Regions from separate parts of the Mus musculus genome. Here region 2 is linked to region 1. A link is a loop called in an ENCODE intact Hi-C map of the cell type or tissue named here. Cell type or tissue: left cerebral cortex. All regions are shown on one strand.

Region 1 (8,000 bases):
ATGATACCAACATAGCTTTTGTTCTAAAGCTCCATTGTGCTCTAAACGAAAAGAATCTGAGGTAATTTTGACGTATGTGAGGGGTAGCTTATAAGCCAATTTGATACCGTGCTAATAATATATAAATGCGAACATACATGTAGATAACATGTGCACACACATAGCCATACATAAAAACAGGCCAAGGAGCTGAGGGATGGCTCTGCAGTCAGGAGATGGTTGCTCTTGCTGAAGATCTGAGTTTGGTTCCCAGAACTGACATGGTGGCTCACAACTATTTGTAACTTCAGTTCCAGAGGAACTGATGCCTTCCTCTGCCTCTGTGGTCACTCTATGTGTGAGGTGTGCTGTCATACAGATAGGCAAAACACCCATACATATAAAATAAAAATTAATAAATCATAAAAAAAGGCCAAGATACTCCAAACTTTTTAGCTTCCATTGAGCTGTCATTGCCATTTTTAAGGCAGAATGCTGATCTGATATTTATTCCATAACATTAAGTAATTCTTTTTTGTTTTTACATTAAGTAATTCTTAATTCAAAATCCACATTTTACAAAAAGGCAGAGTTTAATGAAATGAAAAAAAAAAAACAAAGACTACATGAGATAAAGAACTGTTTTTTAAAACAACAACAAAACCCTAAACAGATTAACACTCCCTTACCCAAATTAAACAAAAGAAAGAAAGACCCAAATTAGTAAAATTAGAGATAAAAGAGAAGCCATTACAACAGCTACCAATGAAATTCAGAGAAACTTTAGGTCTACATGTCAAAGCGCATAATCCACAAATTTGAAAAAGTATAAGAAATGAATGAATTTCTAGATGCATATGACCAACCAAAGCTAACAAAAATGAAACAAACCAGTGAAGGTGGAGAGATGACTCAGTAGGGGAGGACACTTGCTCCTCCAGAGGACCTGAGTTTAGTTCCCAGCACCCTTGTCAGAAGGCTCACAACTGCCTATTAACCTCCAGCTCCAGCAGATCCAAAGGCTTCTACTGTACCTGCACACCCAGACCCGAGCCTTCACAGACCTGAGCCTTCACAGACCTGCACATACAGACCTGAGCCTTCACAGACCTGAGCCTTCACAGACCTGCACACCCATATGCACATGAATAAAAATAAAGATGAATTATAAAGAAATAACCATGTAAACAGATTTATAAGAAGTAGTTAGACTGAAGCAGTAACTTAAAATCTTCCAATTAAGACAAGGTCTGGGCCCAGATAGATTCACTGGTGAGTGTTAGCAAACCTTCAAAGAAGAATTAACACCAGTGCCTCTCAAACTACACCATAAACAGCAAAGGAAAAGACATTACCACATCCTCATTATGAATCTAGTATTAGTTAGATCAAAAGCAGATAAAGATAGAGAAATAACAAAAAGAAAACTACAGATCAATTTCCCTGATGAACACAGATGCAAAATGTCTCAACAAAATACTTGCAAACCAAATTCGAGAACATCTGTGGTAGTTGAATAAGCATGTCCTCCATAGGCTCATATATTTGAATACTTCGTTTTCGGGAGTGGCAGTATTTAGAAGGATTAGGAGGCGTGGCCTTGTGGGAGGAAGTGTGTCACAGGGGGTGGGCTCTGAGGCTATAGAAACCAGGCCCAGTGGCTCCTTCCCTACCCACTTCCTGTTGTCTGTGAATCCGGATGTAAAACTCTGCAGCGCCACATCTGCCTGTGTACTTTCAGGTTGTCCTCCATGCTGATGCTGACTAAACCTCTGGGACTCCAAAGCCAGCCCCAATTACATGTCTTCCTTTCTAGAATTGCTGTGGTCATGGTGTCTCTTCTCAGCAATAGAACACCAACTAAGATAGCATAAAAAAGATTGTTCACCATGATCAAGTTGATTTTTTATCTCAGAGATGGACATATGGCTCAATAGATGTAAATCAACAAATGCTGCAAACTTCACCAAATGAACTCAAAGACAGGAATCACATGATCATCTAAGTAGAAACGGAACAGGCTTTTGAAGAAATCCAGTGTTGCTTCTTGTTAAAAGTCCCAAAGCTCAGGGCATGGTGAAGCATGCCTTTAACTCCAGCATGGCTGGCAAAAATCCGAGTTAGCGGCCAAGCTGATGTACATGTGGCAAGATTCAGGACAGCCAGAGCTAAAAAAACCCTGACTCAAAAAAAAAAAAAAAAAAAAAAAAAGTCTTAAGAAACTCAGAATAGAAGGACCACATCTCGATATAATGAAAGCTATATATGACAAACCTATAGCCATCATTTTCTAAAATGAGGGGGAAATCACTGTATTTCCATTTATTGTGATAAAGATAAGAATGTTCATCTTCTTAACTCTTGTTCGATATACTACTGGAAGTTTTAGCCAGAGCAATCATGCAGGGGAAGCAAGCAAAAAAGATGCAGGCAGGAAAAGAAGAAGCCAACACACATCTCTAGTGCAGATGATATAACTTTGTATGGAAGAGACCCAACATGCAAGAGTCCCTAAAGACTCCACCAGAAAATTTCCAAAGATTATTTGAGAATGTCATACATATATACAATGTATTTTGATCATATCTACCCCCATATTCCCACTCCTGATCCCAACTTCAACTTCATCACCTCCTCCCCCCGCCCCCACAGTAAAATAACTCACAGAGTCCCGAGTCTAATTAGCACTAATCATAGGCATATGGGTGTGGGCCACTTACTGGAACATGGACAATTTATCAGTGGCAGTGGTACCCCAAATGGAGGAGGTGTCTCCTTTCCTCAGCAGCCATCAGCAGCCTACAAACCACTCAGCCAGGAGTTTAGCCATTTGAGTCTCTCCCACTCGTCCAAGCTGGAATCCTCGCTGGTCTGGTGCCGGTAACCAACCGCAGCTCCTGGGTAAAACGGTCATGTCATGTCCAAAGGTTGCGTTTTACAGCACCCCTTCCAATCCTCTGGCTCTTACACGATTTCCCTTTTCCTGTGACATGCGCCGAGCCTTAGCCGCGCACATCTACGGATATGAACATACCAAGAAGGCAGTTTAACAACACGATCATTAGGCAAAACAGCAATAATCCGTTCCAGTACACTGCTCTTAAGATTTTGGTCTCAGGGGAAAAAAAAAAAATCTTTTTAATGAATTTTTAATTGAGCTTAAAAAAAATGTGATCTCAATAACTCTTTTTGTTCCCAAGAATTACTGAATCTTTACATTTGAAACTAAAGTGGAGAAATGTCAAAAATATTTACATACTGATTCATTAAAAAGTAATTAGCACATTATATGTCACCATAATAAATTTTTATAAAAAATTCAAAATTAAACAAATTTAGTACAAAAAAAAAAGTCATCTTACTTTTTTTTTTTTTTTTTTTTTGAGAAATTTCACATCTGGCTTAATGGAAAACAGCTGCATTCTGAAGACTTCATTTGCATCCAATATGTGGCAAACGTGTTATTTTGGTTCAAGCAAATGAGGGAAATCTAGCCTTTCGCAAATATGTAGTTGGAAATAAAGAAGTGCTTAAAAACCTTTACAGAAAACTAGAAATACAATTGGCAGGGTTTCAACGGTAAACAGCAGAGAGGAATCTGAAACCGTATCAGGAACTGGAGAGACGCCTGAGCCTTTGAGAGCACTCCACTGCTTGGGTGTGTGTGCGCCTTTAACTCCCGCAGGGAAACCCAGGTTAGCCTACTCTCCATGGAGAGCTCCGCAGCCAAAGAGACATAGTCAGACTCCGTCTCAAATAAGGAAAGAGAAAACATCAAAAGATCAGAGGATGCAAGTTTGGTCTCAGCACCCACGTGGCTAAGTCCAGTTCCAGGGATCAGACGCCCTCTTCTGGCGACCTCAGGTACTGTACTCCTGTGCACAAATCCACCTCACCCCACTCACACACACATAATACACATAATTAAAAATAAGATAGAGATGTGTTTCAGACCCGTATCAATGGTCTTTTCATACCGTGTCACGAAAACTCATCTGGCTTCTTTTGCTTTCTGAGAGGATCTGCTTTCAGGAACTCCAAGAATCACTGTTCTTTGGAAACCTTCTGTATTTTTCGGTTGTGAAATGTACTTGGAAATTTATTTTTATTCAGGCAGGGCAAGTGCAGCTAATCACGAGATGTTCGCCACTGAAAAGCCAATGTGCACCTGTGAACTCCACTTTCTCAGGAAGTCGAGGCAGAATTGCCGCAGCTCAGAAACTGAAGCCAACTTGGTTTTTTAAAAGGGGAAGGGGTGGAGGAGAAGAGGAAGATGGAGAGGGGAAGGGAAAGTTTATTTTTTACAGCTCGAAAGAAGAAAGGCAGTTTAGTTCAATATAAGGCTAGGTGGTCAGCCCCGGGGAATTTAGGTGGAGGGAAGGTGGCAGACAGGGCCTTGCCTGGACTTAAGACTGGCTTTTTTGCATCAGAGGTATGAATATAGGAGTGTTGTCTGCTCTCTTTAGGAACTGGACACTTCTACAAAGGACAGCCCCCGCCACCCCCCCCCCCCCTGGAGTGACAAGGCTGCAACTTATCAAAACACCATGTAATATAGAAAATGAAAACCATGATTAATAGACTCCTCAAGTTGGCTTCATTGCTTTCTCATAATATACCAGAGACATTTCTCTTTCCATTTTCATAATTGTTAATCCTTATATTTATTTTATCCCTTTGAACTTTTATTGCCCATCGAAAACTGAGCTCCAAGCTCCTCTGTATTTTGAAGACTTTCCTAATGATAATCATATATTGCTTTGCATCACTACTCAAATTGTCTCATGTGGTTATTTAACGTTTCATGGATAAGCTATGTCTCTCCGACTAGACAATGTCTTGAGATCAGCAACCTCATGGCATACTGTTCAATACTGCTGAGATCTTCCGGAGGGTCTCTCTTTATTGGGTAAACCTTCAGCCATTGCGTAGGAACACACCCCTAGCTTTCTTGCTCTGTCTAGCTGGGCCGTTCCCATCTCTCTGGATCTTTACTTACTTGGTTGCCTCTGTGGTCTTTCCCTTTGGACTAGATAGGTGTTTATCATTGCGCCTCTGGTGATGCCCTTGCCTCCACATGTATTCTGAGTTGTTCCTCAATTTTCCTTTGGGTTGTAGGAACAGTTAGATAGATACAGAGTCTGTTATTGTGGACCTTGTACAAATTTGTGTGGCATTGTGGCTCCAAAGTCTATTCTATCACAGTTTCCAATGCTTTGAAAATTCTCATTCATGGTGGTGTCATTGAAGTAACACTTTAAAGATTTGTGATTATTATTTTTTGATTGTATATATAAGTGTGTGTATGTGGGTATGTGCATGTGAGTGCAACTCCTGAAGAGGCCAAAAGAGGGAGCTATAGCCTCTGCTGCTGAAGTTACAGGCAGTTGCGAGGGCCTGACTGAGGGCACTGGAAATCAAACTCGGGTCCAGTTACAAGAGCAGTTCATACTCTTAACCCCTGAGCCATCTCTGTACAGCCCAAATAATCAAAACTTTAAAGAGCATCCTCAGATTTTTTTTTCTGCATCCGTGCATTGTAGTAACTTTAAGATAACTCATCGACATATCTAAACAGCCTGTTTTCATTGTCTATCACACCCTCTAAGTCTTTGCCTAAAAGAAACTTGAGGACCGGAGCTAGAGAAAGTATCCAAGGAGCTAAAGAGATCTGCAACCCTGTAGGTGCAACAACATTTTGAACTAACCAGTACCCCGGAGCTCTTGACTCTAGCTGCATATGCATCAAAAGATGACCTAGAGGTTGGTGAGATGGCTCAGCAGGTAAGAGCACCCAACTGCTCTTCCGAAGGTCCGGAGTTCAAATCCCAGCAACCACATGGTGGCTCACAACCGTCCGTGACGAGATCTGACTCCCTCTTCTGGAGTGTCTGAAGACAGCTACAGTGTACTTACATATAATAAATAATAAATCTTTAAAAAAAAATGACCTAGTCGGCCATCACTGGAAAGAGAGGCCCATTGGACATGCAAACTTTATATGCCCCAGTACAGGGGAACGCCAGGGCCAAAAAGTGGGAATGGGTGGGTAGGGGACTGGGGGGGAGGGCATGGGGGACTTTTGGGATAGCATTGGAAATGTAATTGAGGAAAATATGTAATAAAAAAAACATTTAAATAAATTAAAAAAAAAAAAAGAAACTTGAGGACCAAGGCTAAAACTCACTTATATAGTATTTACCTAGCATTCATAAGTTCCTGTGAGGCCCTGGATTTAATTCCAGAACCCCACTTTTCACCCCCCAAAAAGAAGACTTGAAAGTCATCTCAGAGCTGGACGTGGTGGCGCACGCCTTTAATCCCAGCACTTGGGAGGCAGAGGCAGGAGGATTTCTGAGTTCAAGGCCAGCCTGGTCTACAAAGTGAGTTCCAGGACAGCCAGAGCTATACAGAGAAACCCTGTCTCGAAAAAAAAAAAAAAAAACAAAACAAAACAAAAAAAAAAAAGAAGAAAAAAAAAGTCATCTCAGCTTTATTTGCCTTGACTAATTAGCCCTACTTGAAAGAATAACATGAAGCCAATGTTGGCATCTCACAAATGGCATAACTGAAAAAAATGTACCAACCAAAGGATAACTGTGAAAGTTTAGAAATTATCCTTCCTGCAGCTGGCTCAGTATTACAACTTGGTTAGAAACAGCTAGAAACAGTTTACAAGACTTTAAAACTAAGCAGGTATACTGAGGGATATCTAAAGAAAAAAAGAGGTTTTTTTTTGTTTGTTTGTTTGTTTTTTTGTTTTTCATTTGCTCAAATCCCAGATCCTTTTATAAATACAAATATAGAAACACCTTTTTCTGACAGGAGGCTAAAACATTAACAGATGTGCAGTATTTATATTCTTAATCATTTATCATTTAGCTGGCATACTGTATTTTAGTGTGTGTGTGTGTGTGTGTGAGATGTGAGGGCGTGAGTCACATTGCTTGTGTGAGGTCAGAAGAGAACTTTTGAGATTTGGTTGATTCCTTGCCTTCTAGGTTCTGGTGATGTAATCCAGGTTGTCAGGCTTGCAAGGCAAGCACCTTTATCCTCCGAGCCATCCCGCTGACTGGGATGTATGGGTCTATTCTCTAATAAGGGATAAGGCTGGAGTCTGTTAGTGTTCTAAATCAGTTTGAAAGGAAAGTTTCGTTTTGATTAAGTAGAAGATGTAGACTTACGATTAAATGTTAGTTTCCAAATAGTAATTAAGAAATAGATCAAAGCAGGGCGGTGGTGGCGCACGCCTTTAATCCCAGCACTCAGGAGGTGGAGGCAGGCGGATTTCTGAGTTCGAGGCCAGCCTGTTCTACAAAGTGAGTTCCAGGACAGCCAGGGCTATACAGAGAAACCCTGTCTTGGAACCCCCCCCCCCCAAAAAAAAAAACCTAAAAGAAAAAAAAGAAATGAAATAGATCAAGCCGGGCAGTGGTGGCACATGTCTTTAATCCCAGCACTCGGGAGGTGGAGGCAGGCGGATTTCTGAGTTCGAGACCAGCCTGGTCTACAGAGTGAGTTCTAGGACAGCCAGGGCTACACAGAGAAACTCTGTCTCGGAAAAAACAAAAAAGAAAGAAAGAAAGAGAGGAAGAGAGGAAGAGAAAAGAGAGAGAGAGAGAGAGAAAGGAAAGAAGGAAGGAAGGAAGGAAGATTGATTAAGGCTGAGAGCTGCACTAATTTATGTAACTTTAATGATATTCCTTTTCAGTGTTTAAGGCTCTGCCCTATCATTGGCAGTGGGGGTGTGATGTTTGCATACCATCCTGTATTATCTATGAAAATTTCACTCCATATACATAGTTAATATCTCCATATACATAAAGTTAATATCTTATATTATGGGAAACCGAGAACTCCAATCATCCTAAATTTTACAATCTGATTCTAGGAGCAGTAGAGATGGCTCAGAGGTTAAGAGCACTTTTTGCTCTGGGTTCAGTTCCCAGCACCCACATATCAGCTCACAGCTGTCTGTAATTTCAGTTGCAGAGGACCTGATACCCTTCTTGGCTACCCTG
Region 2 (8,000 bases), 430 kb before region 1:
CAATTCTGTAAATACAAAGAGGTTTAGGTAGAAGAGTAGTTAGTGTTCCTTCATGACATGAATATCCAAAGGCATTTTGAAGACACTGTTCAATGTCAAAAGGACCCTAAAGTCAGAGCTAGGTTAAATTTCTGATTTACTACCTTCATGCAAATAGCTCTACAAGAGTCAAGTGCAATAAACACGAGACTAGTGTTTATCTCCTGGATGTGTTGAAGAAAATTTGTACAAAAGAAACTTCAGGGCATAACAGAATTTGACTTCAGTTCCTCACTCCATTCTCCAAAATGCCACTGTCCTCTGCAATGAACGTCTACTCATGGGTATATACCTTTATGTTACAAAAGAAAAATAAACTACGTGAATAACAAATCTATCATGGCTGAAGTGGGAAAAAAAACTGTTGAAGGGCCACCTGCATCCCATTAGGGAATGGGAGGAAATAAAGCAAAACTGAACTGGAGATTTAATTTTAATTAGTAAAGGCAACACAAGAATGAGTGTTGAATCCTTTTAATACAAAATAGTTTTCATGTTTCTATTTCTCAAGAATTGGCAAAGTCAGCACTAACTGAATTAAAATCTCTTTCTACTACAATAAATACTAAATCATACAACAAATTCAAATGGGGGAAGAGGGTCTTTCTGAGCATTGCTATTTGGACAATATGTCAATTTCTGACACAGTAGAATAGGCTTGTCCTGAAATAACTCTACCTGATTACAAGGGAAAAATAGAAAAACCATTTTTGCCTATAAAAGTAGAAACTTAGCCAAGCCGTGGTGATGTGTCTTTAATCCCAGCACTTGGGAGGCAGAAGCAGGCGGGTTTCTGAACTCAGAAATCAAGGCCATGGCAAATACAGTAGTGGATGCTCACAGTCAGCTATTGGATGGATCACAGGGCTCCCAATGGAGGAGCTAGAGAAAGTACCCAAGGAGCTAATGGGAACTGCAACCCTATAGGTGGAACAGCAATATGAACTAACCAGCACCCCGGAGTTCTTGACTCTAGCTGCATATGTATCAAAAGATGGCCTAGTCGGCCATCATTGGCAAGAGAGGCCCCTTAGTCTTGTAAACTTTATATACCCCAGTACAGGGGAATGCCAGGGCCAAGTAGTGGGAGTGGGTGGGTAGGGGGGCAGGGCGAGAGGGCGGGGGGGGGGGGAGTATAGGGGGCTTTCAGGATAGCATTTAAAATGTAAATGAAGAAAATATCTAATAAAAATTTTTAAAAAAGAATATTAAAAAAAAAAAAGAAAGAAAGAAAGCCAGCCAGTTTGGTCTACAAAGTGAGTTCCAGGACAGCCAGGTCTATACAGAGAAACCCTGTCTCAAAAAAGAAAAAAAGAAAGAAAGAGAGAGAGAGAGAGAAAAGTAGAAACTTGGGATGGGGTGGGGGTGGGGATCCTTGTCCTAGGTTCAGAGAACAGTGCAAACCCAGCATGTCTCTTAACATCAGCCTTAGGACGTACAGCAGTACTTTCTTACACGTACTTTTTTGATCCTTTTAAAAGTAAGGGGCTCTGCTGTTTCAACTCAAAGTGTTCAATGCCTTTACGGCATTAAAGACTGTAGATTTAGCCAAAGATCTTTTCTAAATGGGTCTCATGACGGAGCAAGGACGTCCATCTAGGGAGAGAAGACAAAAGGGACGATAGCAGTCTCGAGGGAACGCTTTGGGAGGAGAGTGTGAATGGGGGCGTGTGATGTACTGGCTGCACTTTACGCTGGACAGCCTTTCAAGGCCTGGGCTTCAATACCTTTAACGATCATGTAGGCGATGGCGAGAAGGAAAGCAAGGAGGACGGCGAACAGCAGCGAACAGAGAATGGAAAGGGCTTGGATGGGCCACCGCCGAGCCTGGGTTCGCTTGGCCGCAGTGGCCGGGAAGATGCCGTTGCGCTTATCCGGCAGGACCGGAGACCCGTCCCCGACCCGGGGGAGTAGCGGGGCCCTCTTGGTCTCCGACGACGCCCTGGCTGAGAACTCTGCCCGCAAGTCGCGGGCCACTTGGTCGCATCCCTCGTCTTCGTCGCCTTCGCCCTCACCCCAGCTGTCCCCCTGAGTGTAGTCGGAATACCCGGGCCGAGTCGCAGGGCCTGGGGTAACCTGACGGCGCCTCCGCGCGCCCGCAAACCTCCAACTCTCCACGAACGACATGGCGGGAAAGACTGAGAGTCCCGCGAAGGTCGGCTGTCCACCACCGCCACGCCCCGCCCCGGCTACAGCCAATCAGAGACGGCCGTCGGCGGACCCAACCACCGCGCGCAGAACCGTAGGGGAGTGCAAGAGCGGGTTACCCGGGGACTCCGCTTCCGGAGGCGCCGTGGGAGCGCGCGCCCATGGCCCGCCGCGACAACACTCTCATTTATTCCACCCTTTCGGGTCCTGTGGGCACGCACCTCTCGAGCCCCATGACCGCAGTTCCGCGCCTTCCTAACCGCCAGTCGCTTCCTCCCTCGGGCGAGAGATCTCTGTCTTTACCGCTCCCCGCCAGATACAGTTCGCGCCTCCGCCCTTCACTATGCCGGGCGCGCGCGCAGCTCTCGAGTTTCTCCCCCCCACCCCCAAAGGCACGACCCCCTCCCCAGGGCAACCGCGCGCGCGCGCACTAGGCCGCTAACGCCGGGTGCCGCTTCCCCCGCCCCACCCCCACCCCACCCCTGGTGGCCTCAGGTTTGTGGGGCGAACGTAACTAGGGCGAGGGGCTGGACGCCACTGCCCCACCCCCCGACGGGGTGCGGTGGCCCGAACCCGGGAATCTGGGTCCCCGCCGTGTCCCCTTTCCTGGGGGAAGTTGGTAGAGTTTCCCCGGCAGAGCACTCGACGCAGAAACTTCCTCCGTCCCCCCTCCCCCCCCCTCCATGCAGGCGACGCCGAGCGAGGCAGGGGGCGAATCGCCGCAGAGCTGCCTGTCGGTCTCGCGCTCTGATTGGACAGTAGGGAAGCCTGTCAGTTTATTGGCCCCGCTGATCCCGCCCCGCAGCTCAGGGCAGCCTTTACCCTTTGGCCCCGGCGGGCGCCAGCCACTCAGATCGCTTCTTGTTGGTATGTGCAGCGGCAGTGGCCGCCGACGGAGCAGTCTGAGCCCGACGATGAGGCCGGGGACTGGAGCCGAGCGTGGAGGCCTCATGGTGAGTGAAATGGAGAGCCAACCTCCCTCGCGGGGTCCCGGGGACGGGGAGCGGAGATTGTCCGGCTCAAACCTGTGCTCCAGTTCTTGGGTCTCTGCTGACGGCTTCCTGAGGAGACGGCCCTCGGTAAGGGATCGGCGGGGTAGGGGAAAGCGGCACAATGAAAAACCGAGTCAGAGAAACAGGAAGCTCTCTCCAAACGGAGAAGAGCATATCAGGAAGAGAGCTGCAGATGGTGGGCTACGTCCCAAGGGGGAGAGATGGAGGGCGGGAACACACAAAGAAATAGGTGGGACCTTGGACTTGCCAGTGGTCTTGGCCTAGGTAGATAGATGCCTTAGGAAGAAGGAAGGTGCTGGGCCCCGGGCGGACTGTGCATCTGAGAGCCCCAGGCTTGACTTACAGTAGGGACACTTAAGTCTGTGGGACTTAAGGAGCGGCTGCTGCGGTCTTATTTCTCCGGGAGTGGTGGTGATTTGCAGGGCTTGGGGGATTCGGTTGGGAGAATTGGCTGCGGATACTTAGTTTCAAGCCAGGAACAATGGAAGTATTATATTTTAAGCTCCCTAAAACGGCATGAATTTGTTAGTGTCTGGGACAGTTTAACTCTATTAAAACATTTGTGAAGTACTCTTGGGTACCCGCACTCTGTTTTAGGTCTTGTCCATATGAATGTAATTTTAAGTAGTATAAGCTGGTTATGTGTATAAAGGTGACGGAAGTTGTGTTCATCGTAATAATTTTTTAAGTTGGAATTCAATACATAGTCACCAAGTCTGACCAGTCATTTAACAGTTTGTTAAGTCATTGGAGAGGGGTTGTAATCCGCTAATGGGTTTAACTTTTCCATTATTTTGTAAATTTTCAGGCCCCATCTAATAATCACTGTAGTGTAATTAAGATTAACTTCAGTATATGCTAATACTGTAATTTAATCACAGTGATTTAATATTGTGCCTTAATTGATGGGTTTTAGTTGTTGTTTTTGAAATGACATTTTAAAGAAGCATTTAACTGTCTCTCACTCTCCCTTTTTATTATTTTTCAGATGGGGCATCCTGGCATGCATTATGCACCAATGGGCATGCACCCTATGGGTCAGAGAGCAAACATGCCTCCTGTACCTCATGGAATGATGCCACAGATGATGCCCCCTATGGGAGGGCCTCCAATGGGACAAGTAAGAAGACGCTTTCCCTTTGGCTTGCTTAGTTTTGTTTGAGTGTGTCGAGATGTATTTAAGATGTAAGTCAGTGGTGTACTTGCAGCCCTTTAAAGGTTAGTTTATATCCACGTAATGTCTTCAAACAAGACAAAACATTACATTGCTCATGTCTGTAACCAAATTTTGAATGTAGTAAGACTGTATGAGAAAAAATTAACTGACTTCCTCAACAAAATTAAGCTTTAAAAAAAATAAGCCGGCTGTGGTGGCGCACGCCTTTGATCCCAGCACTTGGGAGGCAGTGGCAGTTAGATCTCTGAGTTCAAGGCCAGCCTGGATCTATAGACTGAGTTCCAAGACAGAGAAACCCTATCTGGAAAACCAAGCAAATAATTTAAAGTGAGAGTATACATCTAATCTATTTAACTTAGTGACTTTATTTCAGGCATTATAATTATTAATGGTCTAGGAGTAAATATATATCAGAAGATAATCGTGGTGAATGTGTAAAGCCTAGCATCAGAAAAATAGTAGTTACTTGGGGTTTTCATGTAGAATGAATTTTATTCTTGGAGTATCTTCCTCTTGTTTGGGGTGCGGAGGGATTTTCTGCTCTATTACTAATTCTTTCCTGGACAGTGCCAAATAGGTAGCTCATTTTCTACTTAATTTTTGAATGATAATTGCTTCTATACTCCTACTTGTGCGTTGCCCCTTGAATCTCTAGCACAAATCGTAAATGGACGTTTTTTCGTAGGAGTGATTGGATTAAAAGGTTTTAAGATGACTCAGGAACACGGGTAGAATTTCTAGAGAAGTGGTCAAGAAAGACAAGAGCTTGAGGTGCATCAACAGTTCTGTCCTATGCTAGGTTCTATATAATACACTGATTCTTAGGTGGGCTGGGTTATTCCAGTTGAATATCTTGATAAGTCATGAAATTTTTGATTAGCAGAATATTTTAGAAAGCCAGTTGTATATTTTCTTTTGCTAATGAGTACTATTGAGTTTGACGATGGTTTGAGCAATGAAGGCTAAAGTTACTGGTGAAATTACAGGGGGAAACAGGAACTTGTGTTTTTTTGTTTGTTTGCTTTTTTTATTTTAAAGAGTAGAATGGCTCAGTGTTAAGTGGTTTTCTTTTATATTTGGAATATAGCCCTTAATTTTGGATAAGAAAATTGTATTCAAAGGCACCAAACTGAAAAGATTCTGCCTGCAGGAGTTCCTTATAGAAAAGATTCTTTTGCTCTGTTACTCTCGAATAATAATACTTTAAAACTCCCTAGGATATGCAGAGACAACTCTTGATTCTTTTTCTGTATCTTTCCATCTCTAAGCAGCACAAAACCCTTCTTGTTTTCTTGGTAGAGCTGCTCTAACTAGATAATGAGCTTTAAAAAATATTTATTCTCTAATGCTCTGGTTCTTATTTAAAATTAGTTTCTTTCCACAGAAAGATAAAATAAAACAATTTGCTACTGCCAGACGCTTCTCTCTTTTCTGGGGCCTTCTGTGTCCATTGGGCCAGGCAAGGTAAGTTTGCAAGGGGTTGGCCTGCTTACCCTTGCTGTCCCGGTGCTGTTGCACTAGCAGTCCTGAGATGCCAGCTACTCATTTTTAGTACAGTGCAGATTTTACTTTATTTTTTTAAGTAATTGGCATACACTGGTCACAGTTTGTTTTGTGGCCCCTTCTCTTTAGCTGTGCCAGTGACCATATTCCTAATTAGTTTACTTTATACTTACACACTTCAGATATTTTGACTTTTGCTTCATGGTTTTCTACTATTATTAATTTTTTTTTTAGTCTAATATGTTCTGTGCACCTGACTGTTTAAATGTTTAGCATTCTTCCTCTGTGAGGATAATGAATACTTTGGGAGACCAGATCTGAAAGTCTCAAGAAAATTGCTGTTATTTTCTCAAAATTAGGTCATTATCTAGTGCCCACTTCCTACCTAAGAGTATGGGTCCTAGCTTATGGTAAAGCTAAGCTGAATCCTTAAGGGCTCCAGGATTCTTTCTCAAAGCTCTGTGTACCTTTTCTTAATGATGAACTGATTGTTTTCCTGCATCATTTCTTCTCTTTGCATATGCTCTGGATTATTAATAGTAATTATAATGAGAAGATAATTGAGAAGAAGCAGGGTACCTGTATAGTTTTGCCATCCATCTTTTTTAAAGTTTGTTAAAAACTTTTAGATTTTCGGGACTAAGGGCTTTATAATCTTCAAAAATAGTTGATCTTTTATAACTGCAGAATTCTGTGGCCATTATTTCATCTAACATGGGCTTATAGTACATGAAAAATAAATTACAATTTCCAGACCACAAGCAGACTTTTTGCCTTGTCATAGTCACATTTAACACGTGAAACAACTATATAGTTACTTATAGAGATAGCATGTACATTGTGTTAGGTAGCATCCAGAGATGATTTAAATTATACAAGATGTCCATATATGCACATATTATGGCTTTTTTTTTTAATGCAAGGGAAAAAAAGGTGTGAATTTTGGTATGTACCAGGATCCTGGAACAGCTCAGCCTCCTGTTATCTGCTGCACTGCCCACATTTAAGTTACTTGGCTTAGACCAGCCAAAGATAAAGAAAATGCTAGATTATTGTGGTCTTTGAAATGTTACTGAATATGACAAGACATTGTATAGCTTCTTTATAAAACAGTATGCAAACTAGACAGTAATGATCTAGGGTTAAAAAAGGGTTTGCAAAGTTAAAATGCAGCCAGTTACTTCAAGAAGTGATATGTTCGCGATTTTCTACCCTTAATGTATAAGATAAACTAGAGTGCCATTTTCTCCAGTTCAGGCTGAATCGATTAGCAAATACCTAGAAATAACAAGCATAACTTAACCATAATTGCTTTCAGGCTTATCTCAATTACCTATCATATAGGTTAAATTATTGCCTCCTGATGCACATATCTTTGGGGAAAATTATGCTTGTCAGTTACACAATTAAAAGAATATACTACTGAAAAGGACCGTACAAATAAATCAGATAAATGAGCTTTAAATAGTATGTGAGAGAAGGAACTGTTTTTGGAGGGGTCTTTTTTTATTCTTAAATATTTACTGAAAAAATTTTTTTGCATAGTAACAATATTCAAAACATTCCAGTAGAAATTTCTGTTAAAATATGATTGTGTATAAAGCTGTCTTTCTCCATATCCATTCAGAATAAAACATGTTTTGTCTTTAAAGTATTTTCTTTTCCATTTTCCTTTTCTTTTTGTATGTGCTTTTAAATCACCAAGAACATAAAATTTTTTGTACTTTTAATCAGCTGGCTTTGCTTTTGCCCAACAGAGTGCCCCTAGCTGGCTCTGTTCTTGATTGTAACTCTCCTCTGATTTATAGAAAGAATGAGATGAGGTCTTGAGCTCCTTTCCAGAGTTAATTAACACTTCATGGTTCAATTTTCTGACTTTATCAAACTTTCATGGATTGATTTGGAAGTCAAAATCTTCCTAAGTAATTTCCTGTTTTGGGGGTAATTTTTTTTGATATTACATTAGTGAGTAGTTACATCTTAGAAATGAATTTGGCTTTCTTAACTTTATTACTGAGAAGACAAACTCACAAATCTGTAGCACCCAGGTTGTCCTATCCCGTGCCTTGGAGACTCAAACTGTTTTTGATCTGGTTTTCTTGCTTCAAGGCTAATTCTAT

What was found. Hi-C counts contacts between places; a loop is a spot of excess contacts. Peaks named below come from ENCODE experiments on the same cell type or tissue, not always from the same donor. Only the 100,000 strongest peaks of a DNase experiment are listed, where the experiment ranks them.
Region 2: a loop joins it to region 1, with 3 times the contacts of the local background. A loop is called at or near these places in 11 of 42 quality-filtered maps.

The regions. Positions count from the first base shown.
Region 1 is chr2:52,758,969-52,766,968 of GRCm38, reverse strand. No RefSeq gene overlaps it. Among named protein-coding and RNA genes, the nearest start is that of Stam2, 21 kb to the right of the region's middle. In left cerebral cortex, CTCF peaks have their summits at 3,834 (motif pointing left) and 5,314 (motif pointing right); a DNase peak (open chromatin) is centred at 3,802; H3K4me3 peaks cover 426 bases.
Region 2 is chr2:53,186,289-53,194,288 of GRCm38, reverse strand. Prpf40a (pre-mRNA processing factor 40A) reads left to right here and starts at 3,035. Exons shown (of 26, transcript NM_018785.3): 1 at 3,035-3,266; 2 at 4,189-4,320. The coding sequence starts at 3,057. It overlaps Arl6ip6 (ADP-ribosylation factor-like 6 interacting protein 6), which reads right to left and starts at 2,205. Exons shown (of 4, transcript NM_022989.4): 1 at 1,767-2,205; 2 at 1-5. The coding sequence starts at 2,166. In left cerebral cortex, a CTCF peak has its summit at 4,289; DNase peaks (open chromatin) are centred at 2,280 and 2,989; H3K4me3 peaks cover 2,977 bases; H3K27ac peaks cover 1,842 bases.